Regions from separate parts of the Homo sapiens genome. Here region 1 is linked to region 2. A link is a loop called in an ENCODE intact Hi-C map of the cell type or tissue named here. Cell type or tissue: K562. All regions are shown on one strand. Each heading gives the region's core, and the rest is flanking DNA. Links, peaks and the distances in the headings are about the cores only. Region 1 holds the start of LINC03000 (long intergenic non-protein coding RNA 3000). Region 2 overlaps LINC03000 (long intergenic non-protein coding RNA 3000).

Region 1 (5,392 bases), core at 76-5,075, 62 kb before region 2:
TAACAGAAAAGCATATCAAAGTGACTTAAAAAGTGATGTAACACATTGGTGCGCATAACTAGAAGTTGAGTTCCTGTTGGCTCTAAAGTTGTTTAATCCAAACCTACATTGATTTCTTCAAATATCTAGTTTCTTTCTTTGTCTCCAATTTGTCATATTCATCTTAAAACTGGACCCTAACTCATTGATTCATCACTGAACAATTTTTCCTCCATTCCGTTTCACTGGGCCAGTGTAAGAAACTATGCTGTTCTTGAGCCAGTGACTATCAGCAAGTGAACATCATGCCCGAATTGGTTCAGGTCTGGGTTTATTAACCAATTACTTCCAAGTATGATGCTGTTACCATGATAGGCTTAGACTCAACAGGGTCTGCTGCCCAACATGAAATCATTTCCCTAAATTACACGGTACTTCGCAATGGAATAAAGGTGAAACGGATGCTGTGATATCACTTACGATATCCATCAATCTTACTATGGCAGACACTATTATTTCCCCCATATTCCCTTGTTTTCTTCTTTTTAAGTAAAAGGCTCTTCAGGTTTTTAGCCATATACATGGCCATTTCACATAGACACTCTATTTTCCAGTCTTCCAGTCTCATTTGCAGTAAGCTCTGGCCATATGGTTAATTTCTAGTCAAAAACATGTCATGTTCAACTTCCAAGGTATGTCCTTAAATAGGGAACATATTGTCCTCATTCTTCTCAGCTCCTGAAGTTTGAATACCAATTTAGTGGCTAAAGCTTGAGATACTATCTTGGAGTGTGTTGCTAATGGTGGAGCAACAAGGAGCCTAGTTCCTGATATCATGGAGCTCATATCTAGCCCTGGAACACTTAGCTGCAGACTTCATTTTCATCAGGGATAGAAATAAAGTTATATTTTAGTCTAGCAACTATTTACTTCAGGTGTTTTGGCATTCATGGAAAAGTCTCATCCTAACTTATACTTAATTATTTTACCAAATACTGTTGCCTACATTATATGATTGTGCTTTAAAAGTCTCATCGTTACAGTATACATTGATTAGGACCAGTATTTGAGAGTGTGCATCTCAAAGTTCTGTATCCATAGTTTAGTAACCACCTGTAGTTTTGTTAGCATGAAAACAACTTCTGACTCTCTTTATGCAAATACCTGTAGGCCATTATCTGCTAAATCTTTCTTAAATATGTGGTATATATTAGCCTACGTTTATTTGTCTATTAATACTTGCAAAAGCCACAGCAAAACATGATGTATATAAGTAGGATGATTTTTTGTTATCAAAACTGAATGATAGCTATAGGAAACCAGTGAGTACCATTAATTCACTCTGTTCAATTCTTTGCACTTACCTTCTTTCAGACTCGTTCATCAGTTTCACTTTAGTTTATCTCAGTTTCTATTTTTGGCACCTGTGAGATATGGATGCTTTTTGTTTGTTTGCTCACCTCTCCCCAACCCTCCCTACTCAGTCCCTCAGGAATACTGAGACTAGAGAAATTCATCTTCCCCTACCATGAAAACATTTTTCTGGGGCCTAACATACCTGATCTTTATCTTCCAAAGTTAGAAAATTCAGTTACTTTGGCGACAGCTTGGGAATGAGGTAGGTTCTCCAAGTTTAGCAGAGTAGAAAACTATCTAAAATAGTTTTGTTCAGGGTGTCCAGACATTTAATAAAACATTTTTTACCCACAGAAAATGTGGTCCCTTAGAGGAGAAGCAAGGTCCTGAGCCAAACTTTATAATGTACGTTCCTAGGAGGGAAAGCGAGGGAAATTCAGTCCACCGCTCTGCCTGCCTGCCTGCCTGCCTGCCTGCCTGAGGAGTTGCAGTGCAGAGTATCATTGCAGCGCTTTTCCAGGGAGTAACGTGCTGCACTGGTTCAGGGCTTTGTCTTTATTCACAACACATTCATGTGCCTCAGCATGGGGGCAGCTGCACTGTTGCCTGCCAGCCTGTCCTCTTTGACTGCCGAATGAACCAAAGGATAACTCTCCATTCGTGAGAGAGAGTGAGCTACAGAGGAAGAAAGACCACGCAAAAGGGAGGGGGAGAGAGGGGGGCGAAGAGGATGTTCTCCGGCTCACTCCTACATTAGGTCTCTGTGCAAAGGCAGAGGCTGTGGGAGCAGCATCAAGCAAGACTTCGGGCAGTGATTCTAACTATTGCCTATGAACACCGTGGCTGGGACGACTTTGACGAGGCAATTTATTACTTACGCATAGAACACTGGCTGTGCTGAAACTGGGAGCGCAAACAGCCCCTTGTTTTCTAATTTAGAGACTTGCATCTTTTCGACACTCAACAGTATCAAGACACTCTGCTACTACAGGTAAGACGCAGTTAAGATTTGTCTATTTGTGACATCATTACACTTTAACACACTTTAAACTATGAATACTTTTTTTATATTGTGCCTGGTCTATGTTGAACTGCCTTTTTCCCTTCATATTAGCCTCTCTTCAAGTAAATAATTTCACTAAGAAAAAACTGCTGTTAAATGAAGGAACCACTACTAAATCTTTGCTAAGAGGAATCTACATAATTGTATTTCCATGAGCTCTGAGTTCACAGTTGGGAACTTGAACTTAAACTGGGATCTGGGATGCATTTCATAATATATATATATATTTTTTTTTTCTAAATGTACTGAATTATTCACTATCATTTGGATAAGCCAAAATTATTCTCTTGCTACAGTGCTGTGCTGTGTATATGTTTAGTGGCTTTTTTTTTTTTTTTAAACCTCATAGTTTGGGGAAACTAATGATGAGGCACATAACTTGTGGAGTTTGATCACATCATTACCATGTGGTGTAATCTACTCAGTCAGAAAGATGTGCTGTTCTAGCCTTTACTGAGAAGGTGTTATCTTGTGTACATACATATATCATCAATAGGTAGCATGAACATGTGAAATATTTGTAAGACTAAGAGAAAATGCAAGGATGGTGATAATTCACATGCTGTATGATATCATTGAGTCTCGAGTTTGCTTTACATAAAAATTACAAAATTACCTTTGTTTTTATAACTGGTCTCCATCTTCACTTGTCAGTTTTTACAAAATAAAATTAGCTTTCAGGTGAGGTCACTCGGAGTTGTTGATATAGCTGGGAAAACTGTAATCACAGAAACATATTAATAATGTGTTGAATGTCTATAGAGATATAGGAGTAATATTATCAAGAGGCTTGTACAATTTTCCTCTGCTCTGTTTTGATAAGAGCATCTCATAGTATTAGTCACTTGTAACTTGGATTGATTCTGCTGTCCCATTCAGGGTCCCAATGACTTGGAAGTAAAATTACATTGTTGTCTGTGATCAAAGCTAAAAGCTAGGAAGATTTAATAATAAAGTCTTCTTTCCTTGACATTTTTGCTTAAATTTACCCGATCTAATATATATATTTTTCTATCCATGTGTGTCTGAGGTGTTCTTTCTATTAACCGTATTTTATATAAGAGCTGCTCCTATTTGAATTCCTACACCTGAACTATTTAATTGCTGATAATTGGGCATCATTAGATTGACCCTTGGATAGCTAATGGCTTTAACTTTGACATACAATAAAATATGTAGCATAAGATTAAAGCAGCTCCTAGCAGAGCACATGTTTAACAGTGAAGTATTGTGAAAATAGAACCATTTGCATTTAAAAATACATAATTCATTGGAAGACTTGTGATTCTTGTTCTTGTGCATGACTTATTTCATTTCCAATTTCACTTACAAAAGGTTTAAGTCCTTGGGGAATGTATGTAAAATATTCATTTGACTGAGGGTGTGAAAATTAAAGGAGGAATGAATTATTACTACAGTGACTTTTTTTTAGGAGTTTTTGAAAGTTAGTAACTGGCATGAATGTAAAAAATTAATTTGAGAGTCTCTCCTAGGGTACACCAAAAAAAAGCAAGAAAATGTTGATGTGAAATATATGTCAATATGCGAAATTACTCAGAAGATGAAAGGGAATGAAAATAGAAAAGAGAAGTTTTACAGTCTGTAAAAGGAAGAATATTTTCAGTAAACATAAACTCTATACTCTTTCTTTTATGACTGATAAGGAAACAAGGTATCAAGAATAGTATTTATCCAACATGAATGAAATCCCAGTGGCCACATATGAGGTGCAAAAATAAATGTTCTTTTTACTTAGTTAATAAATTTGAATATACAATTACTGAAATTGTATCTTGCATGAAATATTTATTGAAGTTATAAAGTTAGAAAAGTCACTGACAAACTATTTCAAAGTTTATTAATATTCATATTCTTTATTCATATGATTTATATGTTTTCCTTTCTTCCTAAGGAATGCGTATACTCAACACAATAGTATATGTGCTTTGTTTTGAAACTTTTCAACATTAGTTTTAAAATTACTTACTAAAAATCGTTCAGACCAGTCATCTCATTTCTCCAAAAAGAGACATATTCTAGATTTTCTTCTTGGATATACTACAAAAGCACTAACTTTATATTTATACACATTAAAGCAATATGCATTGTTTAATGATTTATAACATTCAGTATTATGTTTGTTTCTCCAAACTTTCTAGTTTTTCCAACTGTTAGAACTTTACAAATGTCTTATAAGAGTAAATTCATTATTACTATGATTTTCAGGGTCTTGGAGTTGTAAACTGTTTTAGACAGAACCTTTTAAAAATTATTGGAGTAGTCATCTCATTAATAACACTTTTAAGTATTTTTTCAACAATTACCTGATATATTTTGGCAAGAATATGTCCCTCCTCTCAATTTCTTTAGAATTTCAACTTTTCTACTAGAGAAAGTTTGGAAAACTTTTCTTTCAATGTCACTTTATGTTTGAACTAGATCAGAAGTTGTAAACTTATCTGGATCTTTAGTAATGTCAGATTAGATAATATAGTTATTGTAATACTCTTTTTGACATGGGGGAGTTTTCATGTGATGCAGAACGTATTAGCTAAGGTGGAATTTGGTTAAGTTAGTTTTGAGGCTTTGGATGATGTAACAAAAGTTAAAAACAAAATATTTCATTTCCTTGCTATCTGAGGGGATATAAACTCTGTCCTCTGCAAGCATACTGCATCAATTATTTATAATTTGTTGAAATAGATTTTGTTTTCATTGATGTGGTATTGGTCTACTGAAATGTTTCTTCTTGATTTTCAACAGGAATTTTATTTTTATATTTCTGGGGGTATTACGTGAGTCTTTCACTGGAATCACGAACAGTTCCTTTGAAAGTCTCAACAATGTAAAAAAAAGACTGTAATCTCCAGTCCTTTTTCATGATGATATTAATATTGAAGCATGAATAGAAATAGCTACAACTAAAAATTCTGAAATAACAAGCAAGAATAAGTAATGAGAGACCTCCAGCTAGTTTTCTGGCTCAGTTACTTC
Region 2 (5,392 bases), core at 288-5,287:
TACTCAAATTTAGTAATGAAGGGGACAAGAGGTAATGTTTTCATTCCTTTGACACAACTAAGATACAGGAATGAATAATGCAGATCACAGTTAAATTAGCCACTGAAGTCGAACCCTTCAGTTACAGGGTTTCCTCTCTTTCAACTGCTGATCTGTTGTTTCCATCATCTCTCTAATAACCCCAGCAAGTGACCTCCCACCTCTATTTGAACATTACTCCTCCTATACAAAACTTAAACCACCTCTGAAATTCTCCTAGGCAGACCTACCGGTTAATATAGAAGCTTCTCAACTTACAACAGAGCTACGTCCTGATAAACCTATTGTAAGTTGAAAATATCCTAAGTCAAAATTGGGCATTTAGTAGACATGATGGGATGTGAAAACACAACACAAAATATCCAAAAAATGCCGGCAACAGAATACACTATAGAATACTAGCTGCTTACCCTCCTGATCACAGGGCTGACTGACAGCTGTGGCTTACTGCCACTCCCCAGCATTGCAAGAGAGTATTGTACCACATATTACTAGCTTGGGAAAAAGATCAGAATTCAAAATTTGAAGTACGGTTTCACTTTCGCATCATCATGAAGTTGAAAAGTCCTAAGTCAAGCCATCCTAAGTTGGGGACTGGACTGTCTGTACGTTCTTTCTTGTTTTGAGCAGAAATCTATTTCCACATAACTTCTATTTGTAATTACAGATTGTACATTGTGGTCTCTTTCTTTATAAAGCAAGGCTTAGAATTTTGAAGTACTCAGTCATATTCTTCAAGAGTTTCTTTTCCTGCTTAAACACCTCCTTATGACTTTTTAAAAATCTTCCAATTATTTTTTTTTTTTCAGTACCTCTGGATAAGATTCAGTTTGTTAATATTTCATTTATAATGTGGTTCTCAGATGTATAGATTGTTTTATGAAGTTTATGTGATGTATTTGTTCCCCCCATTTAGCAAAGTTGGTGTGACATATAAAAATAAATAATAAATAATACTTATTTAATATTTAACTATATTCTACCATCTATGCTAAGAATTTCATATTCATTATTCTAAGAAGTAGTTACAGCACTAATTCTAAGAAGTAGTTACAGCAATTTTCCTATTATACAAAAGAGGAAGTTGAGCTCAGGAAAATTAGGTAAAATGCCAGAGATCACTCATGTAAGAAGGTAAGTAGAATATAGAGCGCAAATCTAAATCTGCCTGATCCCAAAGCCTGCTCTTCACCATCTTAACCTTCTACATGTGTGTTTTTTTCAGACTACATACATTTCCATTAAGTTCTTTATTATTGGAATCACTGGGTTTTGGGGGGTTTGGTTTTTCAGTCTTGTTGGGATTTTTCAAAGTTAATTCTTTCGCTCTGCATATTGGATATCTCTTGTAACTTTTTATCATCTATGCATATGTTCAATTTACTGACGATACTCCTATCCAAATCCTTCATGAGAATATGCAACAGCACAGGGCTGGAAAAGGGGGTCAGAGTCAGATCGCTAGAGATTTCCCTGCATACTGGTATTGATAAACACCTTGTGTATATACCAGCTTGTATTTAATTAAGTTACTGTCGTTTGGTCTATGTATCATCTTATTTATTTTAAATATTTTAGAAAACTTTAGTAACATACTCATACTGCTATTGTTTGAATATGTCCCCCAGATTTTGTGTGCTGCAGACTTAATCCCCAAATGCATACATATGTTGATGATGTTTGGAGGTAGAGCCTTTCGGAGGTAACTAGAATTAGATAAGGTTATCAGGGTGGGGCCCCCATAATTGGACTGCTGGCTTTGAGAAGAAAGGCCTGAACTGACAAGCAAGCATTCATAGGCTTATTGCCCAGAGCCACCTGAGGACTCTGCTCCCTGTGTTCTGCTTCGGTGCCCCCCAGATTCCCGACCTCGATAGGCCCCAGGTGTGGCTTAACCTACCACTTCATAAGGTAAAAGCTGTAAACTTTAGCAGCATCTATGTAGTGCCAATTCTGCAGCCACACAGTATGCAGGAGCTGTGGGGATATGGTTTCCTCCACCTAGATTTCAAAGCATATCACAAACAGCCTGGGCTCTCAGACAGAGATCTGTCACAGGGGTGGATCCACTGCACAGAACTACTAGGGCAATGCAGGTTAGAAATATGGGGTCAAAGATGAAGCCACCCAAACAGCCCCCACTATGACAATGCATAGTGGAGCCACAGAGGCAAGGCCACCCACACGACTCCAGAACTGTAGAGCTACCAGAGTGCCACACTAACCTGAGAGAAGTGCACGCACAAGACTCCCACCTGTGAGAACTGCCACATGGACTGATCTCTGTACTGCCATAGGGGCAGGGCTGCTGAGGCCCTGGGAATCTAACTTTCACCCCAATGTGTCCAGGAGACAGCACATGGAGTCAAAAATTATTCTCCAGCTTTAAGACTAAATGTGATATTCCCCATTGGGTTTTGGACTTACTTGAGGCCTGTTACTTGCTACTCCTCCCTCCTTGCCTACTCCTTTCTTTTGGAATGGAAGTGTCTGTCCTATGCCAGTCCCAGCATTGTATTTTAGCAGTAGATAACTTATTTTGACTTCACAGACTCACAGCTGGAGGGAACTTGCCGTGGGCTGAGTCATGCCCTGAGTCTCACTCATATCTGTTTAGATGAGACTCTGGACTTTAAACTTTTGAGTTGGTGCTAAAATTAGTTCAGACTGTGAGGCTATTGAGATAGAATGAAAGTATTTTGCGTGTGAGAAGGACATAAATTTGGAGGACCAGAGTGGAATGCTGTGGTTTGAATATGTCACCCAAATTTCACACATTGAAAACTGAATCCCCAAATGTATATGTTGATGATGTTTGGAGCTGAGGACTTTGGAAGGTAATCAGGATTATACAAGGTCATCAAACTGGGGTCCCCTTGATGGGACTAGTGGCTTTAAGAAGAGGAAGAGGCTTGAGCTATCACACAAGCTCTTACCTTCTTGCTATATTGTGCCTTCTGCTCTGTCCTCACCAGATGCCAGCACCATGCTCTTGGACTTCCCAGCTTCCCAAACTGTGAGCAAAATAAACTTTTATTCTTTATAAATTACCTAGTCTGTAGTGTTCAGTTATAGCAACAGAAAACAGATGAAGATACACCCATTATTTCTTTAGAATTTTGGTGATTAGACCAGTAATTATTATGTTCACTCCTCCATCCATTCATCTACACTCTGTGCAAAACAAACAAACAAACGAACAAATCAGCAAACCAACCAGCAAATAATTGACTACTACTGCTTGGTGAAAAGAGGATAAGATGTCTCTGTTATTTGCTGACTCTTTATTCTTGGTCAAGTTGCTTAATCTCCCTAAATCTGAGGTTTCATGTAAAATGGCCATAAGGAAATTTGTGTGGCTAAAATTCAGGGTCTACAGAATGAGAAAAAGATGATGGTGAAATGCTGTTGTCTGGTCAGATCAGGAGTCTGTGCATGTCACTGAATATTTTGACCAAGCAATTTATAATATATGATCTGTGTTTTAAAAAAATCAACTCTATTCCAGTGGTTCTCAAACTTCAGTGTACACCAGAATTATTTAGAGGCTTGTTAAAACAAAAAAGGCTGGTCTCTGTTCCCCAGAGTTTCTGATTCATTTAGTCTGGTATGTAGCCCACTAAGTTTCTGATAAGTTTCTGTCTATTTCCGATACTGCTGGTTGTGGCACTGTGTTTGGAGAACCACTGGGAAGATGCAGAGAAACGCTAAGAGTAGACCATTTAGGATAGTGAGAGACGATGAATACCTGGACTTAGGCAGTCATTGGAAATGGGTTTAAGATATCCACCAAATTGGTAACTGATCAGATATACAAGGGCAGAGGGAAAGGAGTCAAAGCTATCTTCAAAGTTTATGAGTGGAATGAAATGAATGTGATGCCAGCAACAAGGAGCAGCAGAGGAACAAGCTTGTAGTTGTAAGACAAGCATAGGTTTGAAAGAGCAGAGGTTCAGAGCTTGCAGGACCACCAGATGGACATCTACAGGATGTAGGTGGCATTGGGGGATAATATTGGTTTCATTAAGGACTAAATTTCTAGTTTTAGAAATAGAAGTGGAAGTAAGTTCTTTTTTTTCCCCTTCCATCAGTGGGCTTTTATATGCTCTTTACATATGAGTCAAACATAAACAAGCTGTAATGCCCCTGCCTTTCTTTCATAGAGAAGAAAGGATTCCAGTTATTCATATGCCAAACTGAATGGCTGAAACCAATAGTAGAACGTAATACAATGGCAGTGGAAGGTGGAAGTGTGGCCAGATGCTTTTGAGTCCTTCTTTCTTCCGGTCAGGAGAGTAATGGACTTTCTGTGAGTCACAATGAGCACAACTGTTGCATTAGGGTGACAGTATCTCCTACTGCAGCCAACTTCCCTGAATAGAAAACCACTGGATCCTGTCTTTCAGGAAGCCTCTGGATCCAGTCTTATCTCTTAGAGTGGTCTATCTTCCCAGGCACAAATAGCAAACTCGTCGGTTTATAATCTATAGCAAAAAATTCATATTCTCACATTTTAAATGTAGTGTTACCTGTACTATAAACAATGTTGTATTAGCCAGACTTCAGCTATTTTGGGGTGCAGTATGTTAAACAAAAGAAACAAGTCTCACTTGAAAGGATTTCATTTGAGGAGGGGGGACTTTGGTCTCTAGAGGAAACTGGTGTAATATTTCTATATTAATACAAGGACTGTAGCTCAAGAAAATAATAATGGCTACAGATAAAGATCTGGAAATATATACAATTAATTGGAGCCATAGGAAAGATGGAATAAAGTGGGGCTGGAAGAAAAGGGGGCTGATAGTATAATTCTAAGAAAAAAAAATCAGTAACATGCAGAAAAATTGGAGTGATGAGGAAGAAAAAACAGGAGAAAGAGAGAAGTTGTCAGAGAAGTTGAAGCTTCGAAAAAGGAAAACTTATTAGTGAATTTTGACAGGACCTTTTGAGCATTGTTTCCTAAATATTCTCACAGCTTTTTCCTTCCTTTTTTAAACTAATGAAACAATTTGAAACCTTACATTCCAATATATGTTTTTTGTAATATTTATACAGGCAAAAATGAATTAATAGAGAATACATTTGAACTCATATGTTAATGTTTTCTTATATTTTCAATATTAGCCACTGGTATTTTTAGCTGTATCTAGCTTTTCTCATTTTAAAAATTAAGTTTTTCAAAATAAATTTGTAATTATAATAACACCTTTATGAAAATATACCCCCCAAAAGGAAAAATAAATGCAAACACAACAAAGAAATAAAATCAATTTTGATAAATTCATATATTTTTAGGGCACTTCCACTGAAATTTCCAGAAAATCTCTTTGGGGTCTAGGGGAAATCTCAGTCA

The links. A loop is a pair of places that touch in the nucleus more often than their neighbours do. Peaks named below come from ENCODE experiments on the same cell type or tissue, not always from the same donor. Only the 100,000 strongest peaks of a DNase experiment are listed, where the experiment ranks them.
Region 1: a loop joins it to region 2, with 2.2 times the contacts of the local background. A loop is called at or near these places in 1 of 110 quality-filtered maps.

What each region holds. Positions count from the first base shown.
Region 1 is chr5:164,294,871-164,300,262 of GRCh38, forward strand. LINC03000 (long intergenic non-protein coding RNA 3000) reads left to right here and starts at 1,835. Exons shown (of 5, transcript XR_001742489.2): 1 at 1,835-2,326. In K562, for the core only: no CTCF peak of the experiment used is centred there; no DNase peak of the experiment used is centred there.
Region 2 is chr5:164,356,454-164,361,845 of GRCh38, forward strand. All of the region lies in intron 2 of LINC03000 (long intergenic non-protein coding RNA 3000), which reads left to right. Among named protein-coding and RNA genes, the nearest start is that of LINC03000, 62 kb to the left of the region's middle. In K562, for the core only: no CTCF peak of the experiment used is centred there; DNase peaks (open chromatin) are centred at 2,608 and 4,368; H3K4me3 peaks cover 1,932 bases.